Linked DNA regions of Homo sapiens: region 1 is linked to region 2. The links are chromatin loops, found by intact Hi-C in ENCODE. Cell type or tissue: heart left ventricle. All regions are shown on one strand.

The links. Peaks named below come from ENCODE experiments on the same cell type or tissue, not always from the same donor. Only the 100,000 strongest peaks of a DNase experiment are listed, where the experiment ranks them.
Region 1: a loop joins it to region 2, with 5 times the contacts of the local background. A loop is called at or near these places in 78 of 110 quality-filtered maps.

The regions. Positions count from the first base shown.
Region 1 is chr5:180,864,527-180,872,526 of GRCh38, forward strand. It overlaps LOC124901155 (a long non-coding RNA gene), which reads left to right and starts at 5,248. Exons shown (of 2, transcript XR_007059089.1): 1 at 5,248-5,443; 2 at 6,436-6,840. In heart left ventricle, a CTCF peak has its summit at 4,645; a DNase peak (open chromatin) is centred at 4,655.
Region 2 is chr5:180,780,595-180,788,594 of GRCh38, forward strand. It overlaps MGAT1 (alpha-1,3-mannosyl-glycoprotein 2-beta-N-acetylglucosaminyltransferase), which reads right to left. Exons shown (of 2, transcript NM_002406.4): 2 at 4,186-8,000. Among named protein-coding and RNA genes, the nearest start is that of MGAT1, 18 kb to the right of the region's middle. RefSeq lists enhancers at 4,441-5,352, 5,353-6,263. In heart left ventricle, a CTCF peak has its summit at 4,107 (motif pointing right); DNase peaks (open chromatin) are centred at 4,097, 5,334 and 6,664; H3K4me3 peaks cover 590 bases; H3K27ac peaks cover 2,758 bases.

The DNA of each region.
Region 1 (8,000 bases), 84 kb after region 2:
GGCACATGCCACCACACCAGGCTAATTTTTGTATTTTGGTAGAGACAAGATTTCACCATGTTGGCCAGGCTGGTCTCAAACTCCTGACCTCAGGTGATCCGCCCACCTTGGCCTCCCAAAGTGCTGGGATTACAGGCGTGAGCCACTGCTCCCGGCCTCAGATTAATTTTTTAATTTTTTTTGCAGCGGTAGGGTCTTGCTGTGTTGACCAGGCTGGTCTCAAATTCCTGGGCCTCAAGTGATCCTCCCACCTTGGCTTCCAAAAGTACTGAGATTACAGGTGTGAACCACCATGCCCAATGGCAAATTTATTTTAAAATAAAATCTCTCCTCCCACTGTACCATAATATCAGTTCATTATGTTAAATCTGGAAAACAGAAAAATTATTCTTAATTTAGTAAACTAGTTTTTGGTCTTGTTGCCCAGACTGGAATGCAGTGGCACGATCTCAGTTCACTGCAACCTCCCCCTCCCAGGTTCAAGGGATTCTCCTGCCTCAGCCTCCTGAGTAGCTGGGATTACAGGCGCACACCACCATGCCCAGCTAAGTTTTTGTATTTTTAGTAGAGATGGGGTTTCATCATGTTGGCCAGGCTGGTCTCAAACTCCTGACCTTGGGTGACTCACCTACCTCGGCCTCCCAAAGTGCTGGGATTACAGGCGTGAGCCACCGCGCCCGGCCTAAACTTTCCTTTTTTTAAAAAAAATAGAGACAAGGTCTTACTATGTTGCCCAGGCTGGTCTTGAACTACTGAGCTCAAATGATCCCCCTGCCTCAGCCTCCCAAAGTGCTGGGATTACAAGCATGTGCCACCACACCCAGCCCATAATTTAGTAAATTTTCTTACTTAGTAAACTTTAGTAAACTTAGTAAACTTACTTAGTAAACTTAGTAAACTTTTTTCTATCACCAGTTTGTGAGTGTTTTTCAGATAGTGTCATAATCATACTATATCTGTATTTTTATATAGCATTTTTACAAATAATATTATACATTAGCATTTTTCATGTTTTTACTCTCTGTGATATTCCATTAAACTACAGTCTCCTTAACTATTCTGTATAACTCACAGAGGTTTTTTCTAAGTATGTCTTTTTTAAAAAATAAATCAGTGCTGTTTTAGATAGTAGCGTGCAGAACGCTTTCATCGTATTTTCCTTGGAATAATTGACAAGAAGAGGAATCACTGGTTCAATAGACAGACATTTTTAAGAGTCTTAAAATAAGAACAATAGGGAATTAGAAACACTAATAAGCTTAATAGGTAAACACTGGAAACAATCAGAGTAAAGAACTAGACAAGGTTGTTACTCATCAGTACTATTATTTCCCATTGCAGCTGGATTAAACAAAGAAAAAAGAAGTCAGAATATAAACATTGGAAAGCAGAGGTGTAATTGTCTTATTTGCAGATATGATTTCATTTTTGGAAAACTCACAAGAATTAACTTGAAAAAACTAGAAAAAACGAGAATGCTGTAAGGTGTGTTTTCAAAATTAACATATAGAAATCAAGTTTCCTTATATAGAAACTACAGTTGGAATAATGGAAGGAAAGACTACATTTACAATAGAAACAAACAAAAGACCAAATGCCCAGGAATTCATGACTCACGTGCAAGACCCATATGAAGAAAATTTACAGTGCTCCTGGGGACATAGAGGATGAACTAAACTTATGGAAAGATTCTTGGATGTTCCATTCACATGAATGGAAACACTTGACATCAGAACAGTCATTTCTTGTAAAGTATAATTGTCATGATCCTGATAAAAGCTAGCAATAGAATCTCCTTTGGCAACCCACAACTGATTCTAAAGTTCACATGGACAAATTTAACAGACTCTTGCTTGTTTCTAGCTAGAAAATGCCTATAAAAATATGAATGACGCAAGGCACTATTAAGGCACGTTAATAATTAAGCTGGTATAATTCTGAGACATACATATAAAGTCTAGAAATAGACCTAAACAGTCATGGGTATTCGGCATCTGGTAAAGCTAGCATTTCAAACTAGTGGCAAAGACAGAACAGGGACAGCTGGGAAGCATTGGGGAAAAAATGAAGTTGGATTCAAACCACAGCCCTTACACCAGGATGAATGCCAGGTGTATCTAAGACTGAACTGTGAAATGCACACACACCAACCATCCTGGCAGCTGCTCCCACTTCCATAAAATTTTACAAAGAAAAAAAAAAAACTGCAGGAGATTGCTTTGCTCATATTGGACTGAGGGAGGGTTTTTGTTTTCTTTCTTTCCTTTTTACTATAACGCAAAATCCAAAAACTGTAAAAGTAAAGATAGAGCAATTCAAACACATAGAAATAAAATACTTCCGTGTGGCAAAACCACTACAAGAAAAGTAAAAAAATCAAATGACTAACTGGGAAAAAATATTTGCATGTTATATCACAAAGGGCAAATTTCCCTGATACACAGAGCTTCTCCAAAATTGAAAACCTGAACAACCCAGTGGAAAAATGGGCTCACAGGAAAGCTTATACAAATGATTCAAAATAAAAAAGAATGCAAGCCCAAACTACATGGAAATACAATTTTTCTCTTATTAGAATGGCAAAGATCCTGAGTTTGATCCACGCTGTGGTGGTGACAGCATGGTGGGGAAAGCACTCTTCCCCGCTGGTGGGGTGTTGACGGACCTCACCTCCAGGGAAGGCAGCGTGCGGTGTGGATGGACGTGCACGTACTCTTTGCCGCAGCAATTCTCCTCTACGAGTCTACCCTGCTGGTATAGTCACACACTCATGAAATGGTGTGTGAAAAGGTTATTCACAATAGTGTGTCTAAAGTAAAAGATGGAGAAAACCTAAAGGTCCAAACTAAAGACGTGATTACATAAATTATTGTACATTCACGTGTATTAGTTTTCCAGGGCTGCTGTAAGAAAGTACCCCACACAATGTGGCTTAAATAGGAACAAGTTATTGTCTCACAGTTTTGGAGGCTAGATGTCTGAGATCAAGGTGTCAGCAAGTTTGGTTCCTTCTGAGGCTGTGAGGGAGAATCGGTTCCACGTTTTGTACCTAGCTGCTGGTGGTTTGATGGAAATCCTTGGTGTTCCTTTGGACGGAGACCACCACTTCTCCTGTTGTCCTTCCCAGCTTCTCCCCAACCTCCCCTTTTCCCTAGTTTATAAGACAGGAGAAAAGGGAGAAAGCACAGAGTTGGAAAGAAACAGAAGATAGCGAGACGACCTTGGCGCCACCACCTGGCCCTGGTGGTTAAAATAATAATAATAATAATAATAATAATAATAATAATAATAACCCCTGACCAAAACTACTGGTGTTATCTGTAAACTCCAGACATTGTGTGAGAAAGCACTGTAAAACTTTTTGTTCTGTTAGCTGATGTGTGTAGCCCCCAGTCACGTTCCTCACGCTTACTTGATCTATTATGACCCTTTCACGTGAACCCCTTAGAGTTGTAAGCCCTTAAAAGGGCTAGGAATTTCTTTTTCGGGGAGCTCGGCTCTTAAGACGTGAGTCTGCCGATGCTCCCGGCCGAATAAAAACCTCTTCCTTCTTTAATCCGGTGTCTGAGGAGTTTTGTCTGCGACTTGTCCTGCTACACTTGGCTTGTGGACACAGCACCCAGTCTCTGCCTTTACCATCACACACAGCCTTCTCACTGCATGCATGCCTGTGTGCAAATTTCTCCCTTTTTTAAGGAGACCAGTTATATCGGATTAGGGCCCTAAACTACTCACTCCAGCATGACCTCGGCTTAACTAAATACATCTGCAATGACTCTGTTTCCAAATAAGGTCACATTAGGAAGTATCTGGGGTTAGGACTTCAACATACGAATTTTGGGGGAACACAGTTCAACCCATAACAGCATGCAATGTACTACTTTCAGCCATAAAAAAGGAAGAGGGGCCTCTTTATAAAATGGTATGGGAAAATCTCCAAGATGCATGTGAAATAAAGAAATCAATGTGCCAAGCTATGTTATAATTTGCATAAGAAAGGGTGAAATGAATGTGTACATATTTGTGTATGTTCATAAAAATGTTCCTGAAAGTTCACACCAGAAACCACTAACCGGGGCTGTCGGTGAGGAGGCACCTGGGTGGCTGGAAGAGAAGGGTGGGAAGGAGAATTTTCAGTGCATATCGTCTTTATACTCCTGCATTTTGAACCACGAGAATATAGTATTTATTCAAAAATTATATGTAAACATAAATAATCCTAAATTGCATCAGATTGCTAAACTACTACTTCAAGAAGGAGTATTTCAATTTATAAAGTTTCCAACTATAAGTAAAAGCTCTTTACTCACTCACCTCCCCAGGATTGGGTTGTGGCAGGTTTGTTTTTTCTCTAAATTTGTAGGCAGCAAATAGTGTCTGGTTGTTTAATTTTCTTTACCCTTCTATCATGTGTGTCACCCAATTGAGCCATCTCTCCCAGGGACTGCCTGTCCTGTCCTTACATCAAGTCTTTCGGTACCTTTTGTAGAGTTTGTGTCCATTGTGGGAACACATTCTTTATTAAAGAAGTTCACCTTTTGAATTGGCCATCAATTGCTGTTCTCTTTCCTGCTTGCCCTTTAACACCAACAATTTCCTTTCATCCCTCAAGCTTTACATGGATGTGTAAAATCTGTGTGGCAGGTGGCGCTGTTGAGCTGGAAGGGACCGTGGGATGAATCTGGAGAAACCTGTTACCAGAGGCTCTTAAGGGATAACCCACAGTCCCTGGGAAAAGGTCTAGAAGGAGCAAGCAGCCTCCTACTGTTATCATTTCTGGGTCCTGTGGAAAGGGAGATGTCTGTGTCAGGAGTTCTGACTGACACTTACATCTAAAATGATAATCAACAACAGCGAGAAATTTTATGGGGCTTATTTTGTGCCAAGCACTCTTCTAAATGCTTTATATATATAGATACATTGAATCTTCTCAACAGCCCTTTGATGAAGGCACTGTGTGTGTGTGTGTGTGTGTGTGTATATATATATATATATATATATATATATATATATATATATGCACATACATATACCTGTTCTACAGAAGGGGAAACAGAGAGGGAAAGCAAATTGTCCCAGGACACACAGCTGGTAGTTTTGAGGCTGTGATCTTTGACATCTTTGAAATGCTCTGGCCTGGGCACCTGCTGGTTCAAGCCCAGCTGCTTGTTCTCCTCCTGTAGATATATTCATCTCTGGTTGTTGTTCACAAGCCACAGAGTGCCAAGACCAAACAGGAGGCTGTTAGGACACCACCCTTACAAGCCTCTGCCAACTTGGCAGGAGGAGGAAATTTTTGTTTTAAAAGAAAGAGAACTGGATGTCCTCTTGTACACATGGATTAACTCACAGTTTCATAAGACCTTGGGAAAGGAGAAAATCAAAGGAGCTGTCTTTCCCTAATTTGGACGGAGAGTTGGTGAAAAATGGCACCTGCTCCAAGGTATTTTCTTGAATCTGTGTTGGGCTCTGGGTTTCTTATGGGACTGGGCAGTTGTGTAATCTTTGGTCTCTGCTCCCTCATCTGGAATATAGGTAATAATAATACCTACTTCACAGAGTTGTGAAAATTAAATTAGCATATGTAAGGCACTTAGAACATACATATTGATATATTGAATCTTGTCAATAACCCATTGATGACAGCACTGCATACATCCCCATTTTACAGATGGGGGAACAGAGAGGGTAAGAAAACTGTCCCAGGACTCACAGCTGGGCAGTCTTGAGGCTCAGATCTTATGACGCCATACAGTATGCACTATCTGAGTTTTCATGATTGGTGTTGCTGTGGTCACACTCCCGGAGGTACCGTGTCTTCCTGAGGGGAGTGGATCACCTTTCTCTATCTCCCTGGGAAGCGGAAGATGTTGGGGCGGGATCTGAGGACTTGAAAAGTGCAGCCTTAGCTGGGTCAGTGGTTGACCCCTCCCTCTCTCTGGGTCTGGCTGTGTCGGAGTCCAGAGAAACACTGAGGGAGCAGGTCAGGAGCTGGCAGGGAGTGCCCCGTAGGGGCCCCACGGGACTGCCCAGGGTCTGTGGGTGTGGAAGGTAGCCTGTGGCAGGTTATTCTCCGAACAATAGCTCTTCTGAAGCATGATGGTCTGGTTGTGACTGGACTAAGGGAAAATTACAAGAAAGGCTTACGTTCATATCTGCCTGTGTGGTGCGCACCAGGGTCCCGAGTACAAAGCACTGTTACTAAACTGGAGGTGACAGCAGTGTAGACACACACAATCTGGACTGGCCCTGGAGGACACATGGAATACCTCAAAGACCCAGCAATGCTAGAAAAGCGCAATGGTGTAGTCAGCATAGTTAGACGAGGTTGCAGTAACAAATACACCCTCCCTCCCGGTGGCCTAAGACAAGAAGGTTTATTTGTTCTTCACGTAAACTTCATTGTAAGTCAGTTTGCTCTCTTCTGTCTTGCAGCCATAATATCTGGAATGTGTGGCCTTCAGAATTGCCACTGTAGAGAAGAGAAGGCTGGAAGACCCCATGGGATGCTTTAAGGGCTAGGCCCAGAAGTGCAATTACGTCATTTACAACCACCTCTCTTTGGCCAGAACCAGGTCACACAGCTCCGTTCTAACTGCAAAGGAGGCCAGGGCTTAGAAGATCTCGTGGATATTTGGTGAATACTGGCAGTCTTGCCATAGTCAGGAAACTTCAAAAAGGGGAAAAGATGCCCTATGGCCACACTCCACTCTGGCCCACAAGCTGGCATCATCCAATGACGTGGCCGATGTGGCCTCATTTGTTGCGTGGGCTGGCAAAACCCATATTCAGGTTATACAGGAATCCTTCATTAAAGTTTAGAGGTCCTTTCTCCTCCAAGGCCCAGTTCTGTTTTTTTTAAAATTAATTTTAAAATATTTTTCCCTTTGATCTTTTAATTAATGAACTATTACCATATAACAAATTGCCCCCAAAACTCGGTGGCTTAAAACAACAAACATTTATTATTTCACAGTTTATGTGGGCCAGGAATTTGAATGCATATTAACTGAGTGGCTCTGATTCAAGGTCTTTGACGAGGCTGTACTGAAGGTGTGGACTGGGGTTGCAGTCATTTGGAGAAATAGCCCAGTTGGAGTTGGAGGATTTGCTTCCAAATTGGCTCGTTCCCGTGGCTGCTGGTGGGAGGCCTCAGTTTCTCATAGTACAGGTCCCTCCACAGGCCTGCTTGAGTGTCCTCATGGCATGACAAGTGATCCAAGAGAGAGGGTGACACTGGACCATGGCGCTTTTTATGCCCTGGTCTCTGAAGGTGCACACCGTCGCTTTTGCCGTATGTTACTCCAGTAGAAGCAAATCACTAAGTCCATCCCACACTCAAGGAAAGGACCTAAACTCCAACTCTTCAAAGCAGGAATATAAAAGAATTTCTGGAAATATTTTCAAACTACAACAGTCTCCCTTGAATTTATTTTGGAACATGAGTTTCCATTCCCTACGAAGAACTGATTGCCCCATTACCATTTACTCATTTAACTTCCCCATTGAACTAATTTATCGTATTAAATCATTATCTAGAAAAGGGCTTGTCATGGGCCACCTATTTAGTTACATTGACCTGTCTGGCTATTGTCATGTCCAAGTACATTTAAATTTTTCAGAGGTCATAAAACTTTAAGCCAGACCACAAGCTCCCTAGTAGCACAGCCTGTAGACATATAAGGGATTATACTATGTTGTATTAAGTGCAGGGTCTTAGCACACTATGAAGTGTACATATGAAGTTGTACTGCCCTTGAGGGCAGTAGCAACTCGACTGACAGAGGCTCTGCCCGAAGCCAGGCAGTGATCATGCTGAAGGTCAGGCCAACGAGGGTGTGTGTGTGTGTGTGTGTGTGTGTGGTGGGAGTGGGAGGGTGCTGGGGTACCAAGAATGGCAGCTGAACTGCATCTTTTGTTAGAGATCCGAAACTCTCAGCTTGCGGGACTTTACTTCACAGGCGTAAGCACAATCTGATGGAAAATTTGAATCCTGAAAA
Region 2 (8,000 bases):
GCTCACGCCTGTAATACCAGCACTGTGGGAGGCTGACACAGGAAGATCGCTGGAGCCTAGAAGTTTGGGACCAGCCTGAGCAACATAGCAAGACCTGGTCTCTACAAGTTTTTTTTAAAAAATTAGCCAGGCACGGTGGTATGCACCTGTGGTCCCAGCTACTCAGGAAGCTGAAGTGGGAGAATCATTGGAGCCCCAGAGGTTTAGGCTGCAGTGAGCCGAGACTGTGCCACTGCACTCCAGCCTGGGTGACAGAGAAGGACACTGTCTAAAAAAAGAAAATGAGAGAGAGAGAGAGAGAGAGAGATGACTGGGATCTTTCTCATTGCCCCAAATTTTGTGAAGGAGAAACAAAGTATATCCTTTTTATGAAAATGGTAGGCCGGGTGCAGTGGCTCATGCCTGTAATCTCAGCACTTAAGGAGGCCAAGGTGGGTGGATCACCTGAGGTCAGGAGTTTGAGACTAGCCTGGCTAACATAGTGAAACCCCATCTCTACTAAAAATACAAAAATTAGCCAGTCTTGGTGGCACATGCCTGTAATCCCAGCTATTCAGGAAGCTGAGGCAGGAGAATCGTTTGAACCCGGGAGGTGGAGGTTGCAGTGAGCTGAGATCGCACCACCTGCACTCTAGCCTGGGTGACAGAGCAAGACTCCATCTCAAAAAAAAAAAAAAAAGAAAAAGAAAAAAATGATAGAGGCTTCCTTATACAAATATGGATACATGAATATGCTATTTGCAATGAGGCGTAAATTGATAGCTTGAAAAAAGAGCAAGAGTAAAATGAAATGCCCCAGAGACCCCAGGAGGTGGAAAGTACAACAGGACAAGGTGTGTGTGCTGTTATGACATAGAGATGCATGTACTGGCTTTCATCCATGGTTGCTGGTTGGTAACTCCCACATTCCTTGTTGCTGGCCATTTTTTCTTTTTCCTTTTTTTCAGCTGAGGGAATTTAGCCAATCCAGAGGCCTTGTTCCCCATAATTTGGAACTTTTCTCTGGATTTGATCAAGTCGGGTAGAGTTGGTCAAACCTAATGGGAAAGAGACCAAAACAACAAAAACAGAAACTAACAAATTTTTAAAAAGCAGTTAATCAAAACAAACAAATGATCACACAATTTATATTATTACTGAGCACTCTAATGGTAAGGAGGAATTAAGACCAACTGGTTGTTCATCTTAACTTTAGTGATTAAGGAGAATTTCCAAGACAAAACCCCCATTCAGCTACTTACCTAGGAATGAGACCTGGCTAAAGACTGTGCTCTACTGAGGGAGAAGACCACCCCTCATATTGTCTCATGCCCAATTTCTGCCTCCAAAGAAAGAAGAAGTAAAAATGAAAAGGCAGAAATGAAATCCACAAGCAGACAGCCCGGCGCCACACCCCGGGCCTGGTAGTTAAAGATCGAGCCCCGGCCTACTCGATTATGTTATCTGTAGATTCCAGACATTGTATGGAAAAGCACTGTGAAAACCCTTGTCCTGTTCTGTTCCAATCTGATTACCGGTGCATGCAGCCCCCAGTCGTGTACCCGCTGGTTGCACAATCGATCACGACCCTCTCACGTGGACCCCCTTAGAGTTGTGAGCCCTTAAAAGGGACAAGAATTGCTCACTAGGGGAGCTCAGCTCTTCAGACAGGAGTCTTGCCAATGCTCCTGGCTGAATAAACCCCTTCCTTCTTTAACTCGGTGTCTGAGGAGTTTTGTCTGCGGCTGGTCCTGCTACACTACTATCCTAGAAGTAGGAAAAAACTCAAACTTGCTTTCCCTGTTGGAAGTGGGCTGAAATTCCACAAAGGAGTTGCCTGCACCCCATTATCATGGAAGCAGGAAAACTCTCCCTCCTTGTTGAAAGTGAATAAAACTCCAGAAAAAGAGTTTCACAGCAGAATAATCCTTAAACCTCAACCAGATTTTGGAAGATCAGGGATTCTCTGGAGACAGGAGCTCCCAGGGCTCAGCAAATTGTCCAACTGATTTGAGCAATAAAGGTAGCTCAAGCTGGCACCAAGTACCCGTAGGAGATTTGCCAAAGGTCAGGGGTAGCTCCACTCAGAATCCCTTCATGGTTACCATGTAAACCAAACAGTATCTGAGACAGAGCTCAGTCAATTTAGAAGTTTATTTTGCCAATGTTAAGGACATGCACCCAGGACCCAAGTCTGTGCCTTTCTCCAAAGATGATTTTGAGGGCTTCAATATTTAAAGGAAAAAGGGCAGGTATTGCAGAAAGAGGAAGACATTTTTAAAAGGTGTGGGTAGATAAAAGGCAAGTGGTTGCCTTCTTTTGAGCCTTTGATCAGCCGTCCACATGTAAGGGAGGCAAAGGAATAGTCAGCTAGCTGGGGTGAATCTGCACTTTCACATAAGATAAAGTAGGGCAGAGGAAGCAATCACATATGCATTTGTCTCAGGTGAGCAAAGAAATGGCTGAGTTCTTTCCTTTGTCCCATCACTGCGAAGATAGACTATCAATTTACATTGTCAGGGTGGAATTCAACAGAACACTTTTAGGGTAAAGATCTTGCCCACAAGGGCAAATTGTGAGGGAGGCATGTAGCTTTTTTATTTGTGAATGGAAGGCAGGTTTGTGTGACACAGTTCCCAGCTTGATCTGTCCCTTCGGCTTAGTGATTTTGAGGTCCCAAGTTGTATTTTCTCTTCACAATATGTGTACGTATATTGGTTTATGTATTGGTTTTCAACCCAGGGTTCCTGGCTCATAATTCCCACAGCCCTTGTTACAGTCTTTTGTTACAGTGTTGGGTGAGTCAGGCCTCAGGGGCAGGACTCTGACCTTCCACTGCCCTGAGGCAGGACTCAAGGCCCTCCCATGAGAGGGTCCCATCCTATACCCTGGGGGAAGGAATGCTAAAGTCATGAAGCTTCCATAAAAAACCAAGGGGACTGGGCCGAACACGTGGAGGCCGACAGGAGGGTGAAGAACTCGTCCACATGCCGGGAGGGTGGGGCACCCCAGCTCCACGGCAACAGAAGCTCCTGTGCTTCCAGGCCTCACCCTATGTACCTCTTCGTCTGGCTAATTATCCATATCCTTTAAAATATCCTTCTTAGTAAACTGATTCTCTGTGAGCAACTCCCCCAGATTAATCAAACTCAAAGAGGGGGTTGTGGGAACCCCAACTTGAACCCAGTTGGTCAGAAGTTCTGGAGGCCCCAACATTCGATTGGTGGGGTGGGGCAAGGATGAGTCTTGGGGATGGAGCCCTCAACCTGTGGGATCTGGCACTATCTCCAGGTAGACAGGGTTGGAACTGATTGGAGGACACCTGGCTGACGTCCACCGCTTGGGAGTGGGGAGAGGTCCCCACACGTTTGGTCACAGAAGTCTTCTTCTGTGTAGATGATTGTTGCAGTGTGAGAGCGGAGGGAAAACATGGTTTCAGGAGAGTCTTCCCTCACACTATGTGATTGGAGCAAAAGGACAAGAAAGATGAACTGAAGGACAAAGGAGAATTTAGGGAGAATCAGGGGCATCGGTTCAGCTGAGGGAGGGGCGTTGGAACCACAGCTGCATGCTGTCTAACTGGGGTGGAGAACTGCTAGGGCTTGGCCTGGAGCCAGGCGGGCATCAGGGCAGGCTCCAATTCAAGGGAGCAATATGACAAGGACAGGGAAGTCACACTTGATATTTCAGGTGAGGCCTCACCCAAGATTTTGATTTTTTTTTTTTGAGAGGAGTCTCGCACTGTCTCCCAGGCTGGAGTGCAGCGGTGTGATCTCGGCTCACTGCAAGCTCCGCCTCCCGGGTTCACCCATTCTCCTGCCTCAGCCCCCCGAGTAGCTGGGACTACAGGCGCCCTTCACCACGACCAGCTAATTTTTTGTATTTTTAGTAGAGACGGGGTTTCACCGTGTTAGCCAGGATGGTCTCGATCTCCTGACCTCGTGATCCACCCACCTCAGCCTCCCAAAGTGCTGGGATTACAGGCGAGAGCCACCGCACCCGGCCAGATTTTGATTTTTAAAAACCCAGGTATGAGGCCATCAGGCTCTGTTCTGCAGTTTCAGAACCAACTGGCTTGATTCATTCATAAGGAGGCCGAGGACTCCCAGCTGTCAGTAGAGGGCAGCCGTGCCCAATGAAGACCAAGTTCAGGTCAGAAGCTTGCTCAGCAAGCCAAGAACCAAAGATAGTTAATCTGGGCAGGGCGGTTATGTATGAATTTTATTTTCCTTTTATTTTTCAATGTTTTTAGGTAGTTACACGATAAGCACATATTACTTATATACGAAAAAAGTTATTTAAAAAACAATATTCATTCTTTACCTTTCTATCAAGTGGTACAGAAAATTATACGGTATATATTTGCCGTGTGGCAAAATATTCCTCGTTGGATCATGTCAGTGGAAAGAGTATGGTTCTTCTTTGTATTAGTCTTTCAACTTCCCTGTGAGTTTGAATATTTTCATAATAAAAACTTGAAAAACAGAATATAAAATTGAAAAAAAGTTTTGGAAGGAAAAAATATTCCCATCCTTTAATTCAAGAACATCTACGTAAATAATAGAACCAGTCTCCTAGATGACACTGCTCCCCACCCTTGGATGCTGATGAGTAAATGTTTTAAAATTCTATTCTCAAAATATTTGTTCAAACATTCCATTCTGGTCACATAAAATCTTCCACCGTTTCAAGGACAGAACACAGTATCCGAGAGTTCTGGTTTCTACTGTTGCTCAGCAAACTCCCGCAGAACTCAGCAGCTTAAAATACCCGTTTCACATTGCCCACCATTTGTGAGTCAGAAATTCAGGCAGCCCTCGGCTGGGCAGTAGTTGCTTAGGGCATCCCATGTGGTTGTGTTAGATGCTGGCCAGGGATGTCCTCACGGCCCCTGTGGGTGACGGTGGCCATGGGTGACGGTGGCCGTGGGCCACTCCCCAGAACCCTCCAGCAAGGGGCTCAGGGTAGTCAGATGTCTTCCATGAACTCCCTGGAGCTCAAGGCCCCAAGTGTGCCTGTTCTAGCAAGAACCAGGAAGAGGCTGTCTCCCTGCCATGACCTAATCTAGCAGCCACACAGCCCCATTCCGCTGCCAGCGTCCTGCAGGCCCCTCCTCAGGGAAGGCCCTCGGTGAAGAGTGAGGCCTGATCGCCGCTCACCTACTCCTGATCCTGAAAGGTTTTGCCCTTTTCCTAAATAGAAACTCTGAAAAGTAATCAAACAGTATTTCCAAAGGAGGCTTTTGGCAGGCTTGCCTCATTGCCCTTGCAGGGAAGGCTGCCTGTCTCTAGCCATCTTCCTCTTCTTACAGCTGTGCTGAGACGTTTTTGGCTGGGGCAGGGCTGCTGCACTGAGGGTGCATCCCACCTCCTGCAGGGAAGGCAGCCAGACCACATTCCAGTGAGTGGAACGTGAGGGAAGGCTGTCTGCCCACTGCTTTTGTTCCATAAAGAATGAGGCTTGCCCTCCCTTCCCCTCTCCTGCTTCCTGGTAGCTGAACCAGGGCAGCATTTGCTGTGAGCTGGGAGCCATGTGTTGAAGACGGCGGAACAACAAAAGTGAAGACAAAAAAGAAAACTGCATCACTGGCATGTGCCCTTGTCAGTCAGCACTTCCGGGGCTGTGTGTGGCCTTCAGGAATTTCAGTTTTCATGCATGACCCTGAGAAGACTCAGCCCCCTGCCACAGTAGGACAGGTTTCTCAAACAACCCACTAGGGTTAGGGGCCCGCAGGTTTCATTCTGCCCCTCTCCAGGTCAGGGTTCCTAATGCACTCCCCCCAAAGCTCCCCATCACCCTGCCCTCTCCAAATCCTCGTCACTGTCACAAGCTTGGTCTTCCAGGCACCGTGTATGGCCGTGGTCCCTGTAGTCGCCCATACAATCACTCCCTTCTTAGTAACAGGAATCTTAATTTGATTCAGCTTCAGAAATACTTTTTCCAGCCTCTTTTGCTGACAGGGGTGCCTGTGTGATCCAGTTCTACCCAGGGAATTGTGACCCAGCGCTCTGTGAGCTTCCAAGAGAGGAGGAGGCAGCTGCCATCCACCCTTTACCTTCTTCCTTCCTCCTTCTTCCTAAAACGTGTGCTGGCTGGAGCTCCCGCAGCCAAGGAATGAGACCTGACCTCGTGCTAAGAAGAGTGAGACTGAGACCTGAGAAGGAGCCTGGGCCCTGACGGTGGAGGAACCCCCACACCAGCCTGCACCATCGACCTCTCATTTCCGTCCGGCGCTGGGATCCAGGCTTCCTGCTCTGCAACTGAATCCATTCTGACACACTGTCTTACAGTTCTGGTATAAAGGGTCAGACTTCAAGTTAGCCAAGGGAGGCAGTGGGGGAAAGTAACAGCCTTGGCACTACCCGGCCCCCTTTCTATCAACTGCCCCCGCTCTGCCCGCTCCAGACACATGTGGAGGGGGATTAAGTGTCGAGGGAGCCAAGGTGAACAGCAGGAAAAGGAAAGCAGTGGAGACAGAGATTTCCACCAGGCTTTACTCACAATGCAGCCATACGGATTAATCCCACAGCCACCACAGAAGGTTGTGTTACCCCCGCCTCACAGGAAGAGGCTCTGGCAGGAAGAACAGCTGGACCCGAGTCAGACACGCAGGTCACGGGCCCAGAGCAGGGCCGGCCCAGGCCCACCGCACTCTATGACATCGGCCACCAGGCTGGTCTCCAGGAAATAGGGCCCTGGTGTCTACTTCCTAAACTCCCTGTGAATTGCCAGGGGCCAGAATGTGGGTAGGTGGGAGAACAGATGGAGGCTGAAGGACCTCTGGTGGCAAAACACTGACCTCTACAGAGGTCTCATCAGAAAGCCTGAAATCCCACGTTAGATATTTCAGAAAGAGGGCAAGCTTCTGTTCTATACATTTGTATGTTATTTAAAGTTACACAGCCAGACAAATATGTACATAACACTATGGGTTTTGGTGGTAAATGTTTTATCTATGCATATTATGTATAGATGTGAGGAAGACGTCTGGAAGGATACACCACCCACGCGTAAACACACGTTAAGGGAGCGTGTGCAGTATGTTGTATCTAAAATGAACATGTAATACGAAAAGCCAGTAGCTGGTATTTGTAAAGGGGTGCTCTGTATCTAACCCTCTAAATGCCCCCCACCTCCCACCCTCTTGGCCTGCTCTGAGGGCTTCGTCTCCGTTTCCCTGGCCCCTCAGCCTTGGCAGGCTTCTCATGCAGGGCCCAGTGAAGGCTCAGGAGGGCCTTGGCCAGACTCCATCAGACATTTGTCTCCACTGGGGGCGACTTGATCCACAAATGAGATCCCACCAGTGACCCAGGTAAGAGGATTGCAAAGGCCAAGAGGCTTGAGGAGGGAAGGCTGCCCGGAAGGCAGTCTGTCCTGGAGACAGAGTGAGCAGGAACCCACAGTGAGAGCAGGAGTGGCAGGAGGTGGTCACAGCTGGAGGCAGAAGCAGGAATGCAGCAGCAGCAGCAGCCAGGCGCAAGGCAGCTCTGTAAACCTGCAAACTCGAGGCTGGCTGAACTCTACAGCATTGACTAACACGGGGCTTTTCCATCTGGCATTTCCACTTGCTTTGGTATCCACAGGCGCTTCCGGGCCCGGGGGCAGCCGCCACGCACACACGCATGCCACCTGAGCAAGCCTTGATGGGTGAATACCAGGAGACCCCTGAAGGTGCTCCTTGCTTCAGGAGCCTGAGAACCCAGTCTTTCGTCTTGTAAGGGGGTCCTCTGGCACCGCAGGCCCCAAACTCTACTCCTCCCGCCATCTCTCCTGGACCTCCCCGAGCCACGCAGCCCCCTCTTCCTCTCCACCCTCACAGGAGACCGCCGGTGCCTGGCCTGAGAATCCAAGTGCAGCTGGGGAATGGCCTGGAAGAGGCCGTAAAGGCTGGAATGGAACAGTCCAGCCTCACACAGTGGCTAACAGCACAGAGTTCATTCCAATCCGGCTCTCCCTCAACCATCTGTGTGACCTTGGGCAACTTCACCTCTGTGTGCCTGCTTCCTCACTGGTAAAACAGG